Regions from separate parts of the Homo sapiens genome. Here region 1 is linked to region 2. Evidence: read pairs that join two places in POLR2A ChIA-PET (ENCODE). Cell type or tissue: PC-3. All regions are shown on one strand. Links, peaks and the distances in the headings refer to the core of each region. The heading gives the core; the rest is flanking DNA.

Region 1 (5,377 bases), core at 1-5,000, 550 kb after region 2:
TGGGGTGGGGTGGGGGTGGGTGTGTTCACCGTCTTGATGGTAGTGATGGTTTTAGGGGTGTGCTGCACCTGTGCCAAAGCTCATCAAGCTGTGCGATTTAAATATGTGCAGGTATCCAGTGTCCATTATGCCTCAATACATTGAAAAAGCAAATTCCTGCTCTACCATGTTGATGTTGGGTGGGTCACCTCATTTCTCACTCATGACAATGGAAGAAGGATGGTACCAGCCTCCTGGGTTGGTTCTGAGAATTCAGTTACACAGTGTTGGTAAATTGTTCGGCTCCATCCTGGGCAAATCATGGGTGCCTGATCCAGGGCAGATAACAGGACTGTAGGACTGCAGGACTGCAAGACAAAGCTGCTTCAGCTCGACCTCCACCACTCCTTCATGGCCTCCCATCAGAAGGGGAGCCCCTGCTCCGTGCCAGGCCTGGCCACTCCCTGGGTTAATAAGGGGGGAACAAGCCCTAACTCCATCCTCGTGGGCTGGCTGGGGTGACAGAGACAAACAGTGACAATTACAACCTAGGGAAGAGCGTTCCAGGCACGTGCAAAGGGCCTGTGCTGGTGGGACTACGGCACATTCCCGAATCCACAGGAAGGGCCTTTGTGGCTGAAGTGGGGGCAGCATGCAGGGCACAGACTGGCCCTGCAGCTTCTTGTGGGACCTGCTCAGGGGTGAGCACGGGGCCTTGTGAGGGTGCCAAGCCCCTGAATGCGGCTTGGAGGAGGCTGTGGCGTTGGCTCTGTGTTGGTGGAAATTCCAGCTTCCCTCTTCACTGCCATTTACTTCCTGTAAGCCTCAGATTCCCTGTCTGGTGAATGGGGGTAAGGACCCCCAATGAGATCTGACACAGAGCTCGGTGTTTGGAGGTCTGGGTTATGTCCACCTCCCTTGCGTCTGTCACACTGTGTTATAGTTTTCAGCCTTTGGGTAACTTTCCCAGCCCAACTGTGGGTTCCCGGGGGCAGCGCCTGCAGCCTCTCCTCTCTGAGCCCCTGCACTTGGCACAGAGGCACAGCCCAGGGACCCAGTGACTATCTCAGGAGGTGAATGGAGTCCCCTGTGTAGCAGGAACAAAGCCCCTGCCTCCACAGGGTTCACTGTCTGGTTGGAAGACAAAGAGATGACTTCTTCCATGGTGGGCAGGTGCGGATCCCAGGAGCTCTCCAGAGGTGTTGAGACCTTCATAACCTCCACCCTCAGCTCCTGGCTGGGGCCTTCTCTCAAGTTTAGAGCCAGCGTGGGCTATTTTCTTGGTTTTCTGAGCTGTAATTATGAACAGCTTTGACCAGCCGGTTTTCATCCTTTGCTCATTAGAGAATGAAGCCTCAGTCGGGCATTGTAGCTCACGCCTGTAATCTCAGCACTTTGGGAGGCCGAGGTGGGAAGATCACCTGAGGCCAGGAGTTCGAAACCAGCCTGGCCAACATGGTGAAACCCTGTTTCTACTTAAAAAAAAAAAAAAAATTAGCCAGGCATGGTGGCACATCCCTGTAATCCCAGCTACTTGGGAGGCTGAGGCAGGAGAATTGCTTGAACCCTGGAAGCAGAGGTTGCAGTGAGCAGAGATCGCACCACCACACTCCAACTGGGCAACAGAGCAAGACTCCATCTCAAAAAAAAAAAAAAGAAAAAGAGAGAATGAAGCCTTGAAGAGGAGGGGATTTTCTGAAGCCCCAGAACCAGCTGCCCTTATTGCCTTACAGACAATCCCATCCCCCACCGGAGCCAGCAAGGTGGGATGGGGTTGAACTAAGATTCCCACAGGGACCAGGCCAGGAGGGGCTTGGCCAGCTCCCACTCCATGCCAGAGAGGGGCATGACTGGGCCAGGTGACATGGCAGGACCAGCCCAGAGCCCACCTTGGGGTCCCATCCCAGCTCATCTCACAGGGCTGGGCCAGGCTGCAGATGCTCTAGATTCGTTTCCTGCAGCTGAGGCTCACACCAGCGCCTCCCAGATTTGTGCCAGGGGAGGAGGATAAAGCGCTAGGTTGAGACCCAGTAGCGTTTGCCAAGAAGGAGGGTTCTGGCCTCGGAGTGGCTGGGGTCTCCATGGCCCCCTTCCAAGCTCCCTTCACCAGCAGAGTGGCCATGCACCCTCCCCTCCCGTCAAAGCCACAGCCCTGACACCACTGAGCCTCTTGGACTCTCTCCAATGACATGGCTGAACCGGCCCACCCACGTGGCCAGCCCCACGCCTGTGATTTCAGAGAGAAGCTTAACAGAGATCTCACCAAATTCCACCCCCTCAGAGGCTGACCCAAATGCCCATGCTCTGTGACCACGGCCATCTCGCTGCCCCTCTCTGAACCTCCTCTTCTGAAAACTGCCTGCCATCACACTAACCTGCCAGGCACTTTTGAGCAGCTGATTTCACAAATCTTAATTATTATTCAGATGTCCGCTTTACAGAATAACAACTGAGGCCGGAGAGTCTAGGTGGAGCGCCCAAAGCCGGCCAGGTGGTGGGCAGTGACGTGGGCAGCCAGAGGCCTGGGCTAGTGCCTGGATTCCCATCCCAGCCGCACTGTGACTCAGCGGCCTGGGGCGAGTCACCCACCCGCAGAGCCTCGGTTTTCTCCTCTGTAAAGTGGGGGTGATAAGGGCACAGAATGAGCCTGAGCAGGTGCAGCTCTCAGCACAGGGCGTGGGGTTCTGTGGGCAGTGCCCTCCAGGCACCTCCTCCCTTGGTGGTGATGGATCAAGATCGTTCATGGAACTGTGTTGGGAACATATAGATGAGGAATTCCATTTGCTATGACAATTATTATTCAATGGCTTCCCGAGTCAGGAATGTAGGTCCTGCCCACGCAGGAGCTGTGTCTCTGGTGTGAGCTCCAGGGCCCCTCCTTCTCTGCCCTCCACATGTAGCCGGGAGGTCTGAGCAGGTCTTGTTTTTCAGCAATCCCCCCGCCCTTCCCTGGAGGGAAGGCGATATCCACAATTCCTTCCTGAGCACCTACTGTGTGCCAGGCATGGAGAGGCACCAGAGGCGAAGACGGGCCCAGTGTGGTCAGGGGTATAATGGGGGCACCAGGGTCTATGGGAGGCTGGAGGCAGCCCCTGACCTTGCCTATTGTTAGGGGGAGGGAGCACAAAAGGCTTCTAGAAGAGCAGGTCTAACCTGAGACCCAAAGCTTGAATAGGAGTCAACCAGGCTGAGGGTGTGGGATGCTCTGGCAAGGGGCACGCAGTGTGCGCAAAGGCCTGGGGCGAGAGGAACAGGACTCATTAGAACACGGCTTGCAGGCATGTTCGTTTCAATATCCCACGGGGTGGGAGGGGTCATGGGGAGCCATGGAAAGTTTTAGGCAGGAAGTAACATATTCAGAAGCACCTTCCAGAAAGACTGCTCTGGCTATCCTTTGGAAGAAGGATTGCAGGGCAGAGCAGAAGCAGGGAGGCCACCAAGGTGGCTGCTGCAGACATCTGGATGATAATGGGGGTCTGGACCAGGGCGGCAAAAGTCGGGGAAGGGAAGTGATTAAAAAGATGTAGGCCAGACGCAGTGGCTCACGCCTATAATCCCAGCATTTTGGGAGGCTGAGGCAGGAGGATTGCTTGAGCCCAGGAGTTCAAGACCAGCCTGGGCAACATAGCAAAACCCTGTCTCTACAAAAAATACAAAAATTAGCCAGGTATGGTGATGTGGTCCTGTAGTCCCAGCTACCTGGGAGGCTGAGATGGGAGGAACGCTTGAGCCCAGGGGGTTGAGGCTGTAGGGACCTGTGATGGTGCCACTGCACTCACTCCAGCCTGGGTGACAGAGTGAAACCCTGTCTCAAAAAAAAAAAAAATAAAAATAAAAAGAAGGTATAGAGGGTAGATCTGACAGGACAAGAAAGTGAGGGTCAAAGAGGGTGGGCCATGGGCTGGATGGGGGGCCATCTCTGAGGCAGCCCATAGAAGAGAAGTGGGTAGGGGGACTCTCCATGGCCCTGAGTCCCCACAGCTCTGCTGGGTTCCTCAGTACAGTCCTGCCCCTAGAACTGCCCTTCTTAGGCTGCAGCGGGGAGCTGCACTGGATGGAAACCCACAGGTCTGTGGCAGGTGGAGGCCTCATGGGTAGACAGCTGGCAGTCCTGGGGCCAAGTCCCAGGACATGGGGTCCCTGCCTGCAGCCAGCAGAGGACAGAAGCCTCGGCCTGGACTTCCCACTTCCCGGATGAGGCATCCCAAGCTCCGCAGAGGAGGAGGGCCTTGCCCTGGGTGGTGGGGGTTTCTCTCAGCCCCCCATTCTTGTTCCTTAGGTTTCCTCGTCTCTGAGACGGGTAGATGCAGATGGACAGACTCAGCCACCCGCCCCAGAGGGCCTGGCAGCTGAGCAAACACTGCACGGGGCCTTGATCGGACACAGGAGAATGAGGGGGTGGGGGGTGGCAGCGGTCAGAGCCCACAGGCCCCAGGAGAGTTTGTAGAAGAGAAGTGGAACAGCAGTCCTGGGGGTGCCCAGCCTATGGCTGGTTCCTCACCCCAACCCCCTGCCCTCCTCACCTCACCCGCTCCTTGGTTCCAAGTGCTGAAAAGTTAAGCTCCCAAAATGTGGGGTCCTCCATGACTCCCTCCCCCCATACTCAGTCATAATCAAGTCCTGCTCCCTCTGCCACCAAATCTGTCCCCCCTCTCCCCCCAGCCACCCCCAAGTACAGCTGGACCATCTCTCCCAGGACACCAGCCTCCCTGGGCGTCCTGCCTCCTTCTTCCCTCCCACCTCCTCAGTGCAGCCCCAGGGAAGCCTAGGGACCCTTTAAAGATGCACTGGGCTTGCGTCAGGCCCCGCGTGTCCAGGCACCGGCCCCACCCAAGGCTCCACCGAGGTCATCTCCCAGCACTGACCTGCTCCTCCTCGCAGCCCCTGGTCTCCTTCTATTTCCCACAGTTCCGCCCCTTCCTCTCCTCCAGCCTTGCACTTGCCACTCCTGCCACTTAGGTGTCCCCAGCTCTTCCCAGGGCTGCCCCTACCTTCAGATCTCAGCTTGGACGTCACCTCTCCCAGGAAGGATCTGGCCCAGGCCGCATGCTCTGCCTTCCCTCCATCATTGCAGTCTTCAAAACGCTTCTGAAACCTGAACTACTTGGGGCTGCCCTACAGGAAGCTCCCTGAGGGCAGGTGCTGGCCTCTCTTGCTCGCCTGTGTGCATTGTTGTCAGGTGCCTGAGTGAAGGAGCACATAAATTGGCAGCCGCTGCCTTAGGGTCGGAGAAGGCTCTGACTTTGCAGCCAGTGGGTGGTCACAGAATGCAACACCAGTGGCACATGTGCAGGTGTGGGTGTGTGTATGTGTGAACATATGTGTGCATGTGTGTGTGCAGTGTGCATCATGTGTGCAGGTGGGGAGTGCATATGTGTGCAAGTGTGCATGTGTGTCT
Region 2 (5,920 bases), core at 350-5,349:
CGGGCCTGTCTTTGCTCCAAAATGTTGCAGTTCTCCTGCCTGGAGAGACTGCATGGCCAGGCAAGGTCTGTCCCCCAAGGTGACCTTGAGCCGGGTTCCTCTTCAGCAGGGATGTGCTTGGGCAGGAGGTCCAAACCCGGGGGTTCTCTCGCAAAGCCGGGTGGTGGGAGTCAAGACTTAGCCTGGAGTTTGTGTCTTCCTCAGCTTGTTCCCAGTCGGACTTGGAGGCAAGGAGCCAATCCGGGTCCACCCAGGACAGAAACTGTGTGGGTGGCCAGTGCTGGCTGAGGGGAAGCCTTGGATGGTCTCTGCAGCTCCCACACACCTTTCTCCACTGCATTTGGTGGTGTCAGAGGCAGAGTTGGGCCTAGATGGGGCTAGTTTGTTTCTGCCTGCCCTTCTGAAAAGGAAATTGTGCAAATCATTGTCACTGGGAGTTTGGGAGGCCACACCTTCGACATACTTTCAAGACTGTTGGTGGTCTGTGGGTGCCAGTCTCTTACCTGGCTGGGGAAGCCCCCATCCAAGGGCCCCTTGGTGGAGGCAGGCAGTGTGGATGGAGGGCTGGGTACTCCTGTGGCTCTGTGGTCTGGCCTCCGAAATGGAAACAAAGCCACTGCCATTGTGGGGAACGTCCCTCTTCCACCCGTCCTGGGGACCTGCAGGTTTTCCTGGGCCTCACATCCAGGTGGAGATTCCTGTAGTGAGACATGTGGTGGAGGAAGCCTGAGGCCAGGCGCTGGGAGACAAGGGAGAGCCCAGCCAGCCACCCTTCTGCCCCCGACACAGCAGCAGCTGTCGTGCCGGGCCCCTGTGAACTTCACTAGGGATGCCACCAGGTTCAGGAGGCTGAAGAAGAGACTCGGAGTTGACCAGGCCCAGTGGGTCAAACCTGTAATCCGAGCACTTAGGGAAGCCAAGGTGGGGCGGTCACTTGAGCTCAGGAGTTCGAGACCAGCCTGGGCAACATAGGGAAACCCCATCTCTACCAAAAATACAGAAATGATCCAGGCATGGTGGCATGTGCCTGTAGTCCCAGCTATTTGGGAGGCTGAGGCAGGATCGCTTCAGCCTAGGAGTTCAAGACTGCAGTGAGCTATGGTTGTACCACTGTACTTCAGCCTGGGCAATAGAGTGAGACCCAGTCTCAAAGTAAAATGAAGAGCCCTGGAGCCGGCCATTGAAACATGGGGTTTATTTGGGGGAACTTACTTACAGGGTGGTCCAGCAGCAGTGAGCCAAATAGGAAAACCACTCCTGCTTATAAAAAGCGTGCAGCTCATAGAGCATTTTCACTAAGCACCCTCCCCTCTGCAGCCTCCGTGTGGCAACCCGCGTTTCTTAGTTCGGTTGTTGCTGTTGGGTGCATCTGCCATGCAGCAGCCCCACGGTGCAGTCCCTGTTGGTTTCGTGGGCACCTGCTCTGTGTTCGCCCTGTGCCAGGCATGATGCACCTGTCCTCCTTCCACCAACCTGCTGAGTCCTCCCAACAGGGTCTGTCTATAGCATCCTCAGGCACGGAGGGAGGTGGCCCCTGGAATGCCCGGTCTGTCTATAGTATCCTCAGGCACGGAGGGAGGTGGCCCCTGGAATGCCCTGTCTGTCCTCCTGGGCCCCAGGACAGGACACACCTTCTCCAGCATCACTCAGACTAGATGCTTCAGGCCCTCCAGATGCCTGCTGGCTTGGAAGCCTTCCTCCCCTCTTCCCCAGGGCTCCCTTACTGCAGAGCAACCTGCAACCCACATGTATCAGGGATTTTGACAAGTCCTTATCTCCGGCCACCCCATATTATGACTTGAGCACAGTGGGAGAGTGGACCAGGGCAGGGTTTTCTCTTGTAGTTTCGGGACAGGCCCACTGAATAGGAAAACTGGAGTCCCCTGGGGAGAAGCCACATTTGGGAAGCACAGAACAAACCCAGCCCTTCTTTAATCTGTGGAGGGGGAGACCCTGTGGCTTCCCCATAGCACAGTGCTGCCCTTGATAAGCTGGGACTTCCTCACAGCTCCTGCCATTCCTGCCCTGTCCCGGGTGCTGTGCTGGGGCTGTCCTCCTGGTTGGGGGAGGGTTCAAGCCTCCAGCCTGGCTCCCCATCCTGTCCCCCACCCCCAGCTCCTCCCGCCAAGCTTGCCTGTTAGTGTCATGCCTGCTGGCTGAGGTCACCCCTCAGGAAAGGAGCTGGCGGCAAGCACGCTGTCCCAGAGGAAGGAGACCCTCTGGACACCCTGTTTAGCACATGGCTTAATCACATCCTGTCCCCACCCCCTGGAACACCAGAGCCTTAATAGGGAAAACAGTTCACTTGGGCCAACCCCAGGCAGGCCCCTCATTCTGAGTGGGAGGCCTGAGCCCCTCTTCCTCCTCACTCGGGCTTGATGGCTCCTTCTCAGCCACCTTGGCCAGTGGTGACCAGGAGGGGTGGGCGTGGCCTGCCCACGCCCTTGCGTGCTGTTTCTCCAGATTTATACTCTTGCTAATGAAAGCCTTGACAAGACAGTATTCATTCGTTCACTCGTTTACTGATGTGTGCAAATTGTTATGTTTTGTTTGTTTGTTTTTTTGGTAGAGACAGGGTCTCACTGTGTTTTCTAGGCTGGTCTTTAAACTCCTGGCCTCAAAGCCTCCCACCTTGGCCGCCCAAAGTGCTGGTATTACAGGCATGAGCCACTTCGCCTGGCCTTTGTGCAGATGTTTTTTGAGCACTTCTAGAATCCAGCTATGGAGCAAGGCGCCGGGGACATGGGGATGAAGAAGGCCAAGTAACGAGGCAGTTAGCACAGTGCGTAGGCGCTCTGCTGGAGCACCAGGTCCCTGGGAACACAGAGGAACAGGCCCCTGAAGAACGAGGAGGAGGAAGCCAGGTGGAGGGGAAAGGGACAGTCCAGGAGGTTCTGGTGGGGAGGAGCAGTGAGATGGGCTGCCCAGGAATGTGGGCATCCTGGAGAGCAGAGGTGGGGCTATGGGGGGGGGTGTGGATGGCAGGGGGGTCCTGTCCTACACCTCAGTTTCAATTGTCTCTTCATTTGTTTAACAGCCGATCCCTTGCCAGCCCATAGGCTCTGATGACTAAGACCTAGCTCTTTTGTTCAAGCAAGTGTTTACCGAATTCCTAGTGATTGAGTGGGTGAAGGAATGAGCTGACTTGCAGCGTGAGGTTCCTCTTGCGGTAGTGTGTGGGGTGGGGTGAGTGAGAGGTGGGAGGTGGAAGAGAGCTGTTAAGAGACCACGATTAGCCATCAGGTGAGGCCACGGGGCCTGGCGTGGCCAAGGCAGGTAGGGATGGAGAGACATGGACGGATCTGGGAGACGCTGGAGGGGGAATTCAAAGGGACGGGAGTTGATGGTGGGGGTGGTCTGAGTGACTTGAGCTTTTTTTTGTGGATTGTTGAGACTGGAGGAAGCACAGGTTTTCAGAGGCCAAGGTGTGTCTCATGTCAGGTGTCTGGGGCTCTGGGATGTCCAAGGGACCATCTTGAATCCACCTGAAGCCCAAGGAGTCACCCTTTCCAGGCTCATGGGTGAAGATGGGTCCTTGACTTGCTCACTGTGGAGAGCAGAGAGGGAGAAGGACAGGAGTCTGCAGAAGAGGAGGGCGAGGCCAGAGCGTGGGGCACATGGGGCCTGGGGAGTTGGCTGGATTAGGAACTGGTGACTTTGGCCAGAGAGTTAAGGGTGGACAGGGTCATGGAGGCAGAGTGAGGAGAGAGACAGCGGCTTTCCTGCAGTTGGTCAGGAAGGCCAGAGAGCCAAGGACAACGCTGGGGCCCTGGAAGCCTCCTGAGAGAGTTGTCCTTTTCAAAGATCAGGTCGAGTTGAGGCCTTTCAGTGCCGATGGGGACCCACTGAAGTCTCTGGGGAGGTAGGAGAGGGTGCAATTGGGGGATTGGGAACCAACTTCAAGCCTCCAGGGCACGGGCCGGCGACAATCCGACAATCCAGCAGAGAAGGATCGGTCCAGAGGATGGGTGTGGCTGTGGTGGGAGCCGAGCAACTGAGAGTACCTCCCCTTTTCTCTCTGGGGCCTGGAGAGGGCTCCCTGGCTCAGAGCAGGGCATGTTCTGGGGAGGAGGCCTTTCAGGGAGGGGGCTCCAGAGCCAGGCTCCATATGGACCCGAGCTCTGCCACTCGCTGTCCAGAGCTTTCCCACTGTCCCTGACCACTGCATGTGTCAGCAGAGGAGATCACGGGGTGGGAGTGGGGTCTTTCTGGGAAGGCTCTGGCCCCTGGGTGCTCCAGAGCCCACTTCCTGTCTACCCTCTGACCTTCAGCCCCTGCTGACCTCAAAGCCAACCCCAAATGCATTCCTGATCCTTGGTCACAGTGGTGGCAGTGTAGGATACACAGGTTAGGAGCCTTTTTGAAAGCACCCCCTGTGCCTGGGCTGGGCATGGTGGCTCACGCCTGTAATCCCAACACTTTGGGAGGCCGAGGCGGGCAGATCACCTGAGGTCAGGAGTTCAAGACCAGCCTGGCCGACATAATGAAACCCCGTCTCTGCAAACAATACAAAAATTAGCCGGGCATGGTGGTATGCGGCTGTAATCCCAGCTACTCGGGAGGCTAAGGCAGGAGAATCACTTGAACCTGGGAGGTGGAGATTACAGTGAGCCAAGATTGCGCCACTGCACTCTCTGGGTGACAGAGTGAGACTCCGTCCCCCGCCCCCGCCCCCCAAAAAAAAAGAAAAAGCACTCTGCCGGGCCTTGGCCATGCTTATCTCCCTGCTGGGAAAGCCACGTTGCTCCCCAGGAACTCCTGGGCCCTTCTCTAAACGCGGCTGGAGAGAGCAGGTGCCCGTGAGGTTGAGGTCCGAGTCTGCAAAACGGTCCTCAGCCACAGAGTGTCCAAGCTCAGTTTCTAGTCCAACCTGTGCCTTTTACAAATGGGGAAACTGAGGCCCAGAGAGGGAGGGACTTCCAGAGTTACCCTGTAACTGAGTGCCATATTTGGCAGAAGGGAAATACAGCATGGGCTCTGAGTGGGAGGAAATAAGACGTACATCCTCTCCTGACCCTTTCGGAGAGGCTGCAACCTCAGACGAGTGGCGTGTCATCTCTCTGGGCCTCAGTCTCCTTGGCAGGAAAATGGGGGCGGTGATAGAGCAAGCTCAGAAGGGCTGCTGTGCCATCTCCCCATCATCCTCACTTGGGATCAAGGCCCAGGGCTCCTGGCTCCTGCCCTCCTGCCCATCCCATCTGAAGGAGGCAGCCTCGGGACGGGCAGGCTCAACTCATGGCCTTACTTACACGCAGTAAGAACTCATGGCCCCAGCTGATTCCTCGCAGCAGGGCAGGGAAGAAGCTGGCATACGTGAGGCTCTTCCTGTGTGCCAGGAGACAGCACGAACCCACTGCAGCCCCCTGTTTGCTCCTTGCTCCGCTAACAGTGTGGACGGTTCACCAGAGCATGGGCTGTTGAACCGGGTTCAAATCCTGGCTCCATCACTTACCAGCTGAACCTCTGGACAAGTCAGCGTCTTTGGGCCTCAGTTACCCCATCTGTAAAATTGGAAGAGTATTGACAGAATATTTATAGGTAGTTTGCTGGTTAAATAAATTAATAGTATCAGTGCTCACAGTGAGCCTGCCACACATTAAGCTGCATACGGGTGTCGTCTGTTAACAGTAATTGCTCCATATCCTCAGGGAATGTGGTCCAAGGTCCCCCGTGGATGCCTGGCACTGCAGGTAGTGCAGAACCCTATATGTTCTGTTCGTTGCTATTCACAGGTACCTATGATAAAGTTTAATTTATAAATTAAGCATAGTACACTTAGGCTTTGAGGCTATTATTATTTTTTTGAGATGGAGTCTCACTCTGTCACCCAGGCTGGAGTGCAGTGGCGCGATGTCGGCTCTGCAAGCTCCGCCTCCCGGGTTCACGCCATTCTCCTGCCTCAGCCTCCCGAGTAGCTGGG

Evidence for each region. Peaks named below come from ENCODE experiments on the same cell type or tissue, not always from the same donor. Only the 100,000 strongest peaks of a DNase experiment are listed, where the experiment ranks them.
Region 1: POLR2A ChIA-PET joins it to region 2 with 5 read pairs; 2 of 35 experiments call an interaction of 5 or more read pairs at or near these places.

Annotation. Positions count from the first base shown.
Region 1 is chr9:129,463,121-129,468,497 of GRCh38, forward strand. No RefSeq gene overlaps it. Among named protein-coding and RNA genes, the nearest start is that of LINC00963, 23 kb to the right of the region's middle. In PC-3, for the core only: no CTCF peak of the experiment used is centred there; no DNase peak of the experiment used is centred there.
Region 2 is chr9:128,909,541-128,915,460 of GRCh38, forward strand. All of the region lies in intron 3 of LRRC8A (leucine rich repeat containing 8 VRAC subunit A), which reads left to right. LOC101929291 (a long non-coding RNA gene) reads right to left here. Exons shown (of 4, transcript XR_007061808.1): 2 at 5,453-5,501; 3 at 504-698; 4 at 1-400. Among named protein-coding and RNA genes, the nearest start is that of PHYHD1, 8.5 kb to the right of the region's middle. RefSeq lists an enhancer at 202-985. In PC-3, for the core only: no CTCF peak of the experiment used is centred there; DNase peaks (open chromatin) are centred at 2,221 and 3,091; H3K27ac peaks cover 3,017 bases.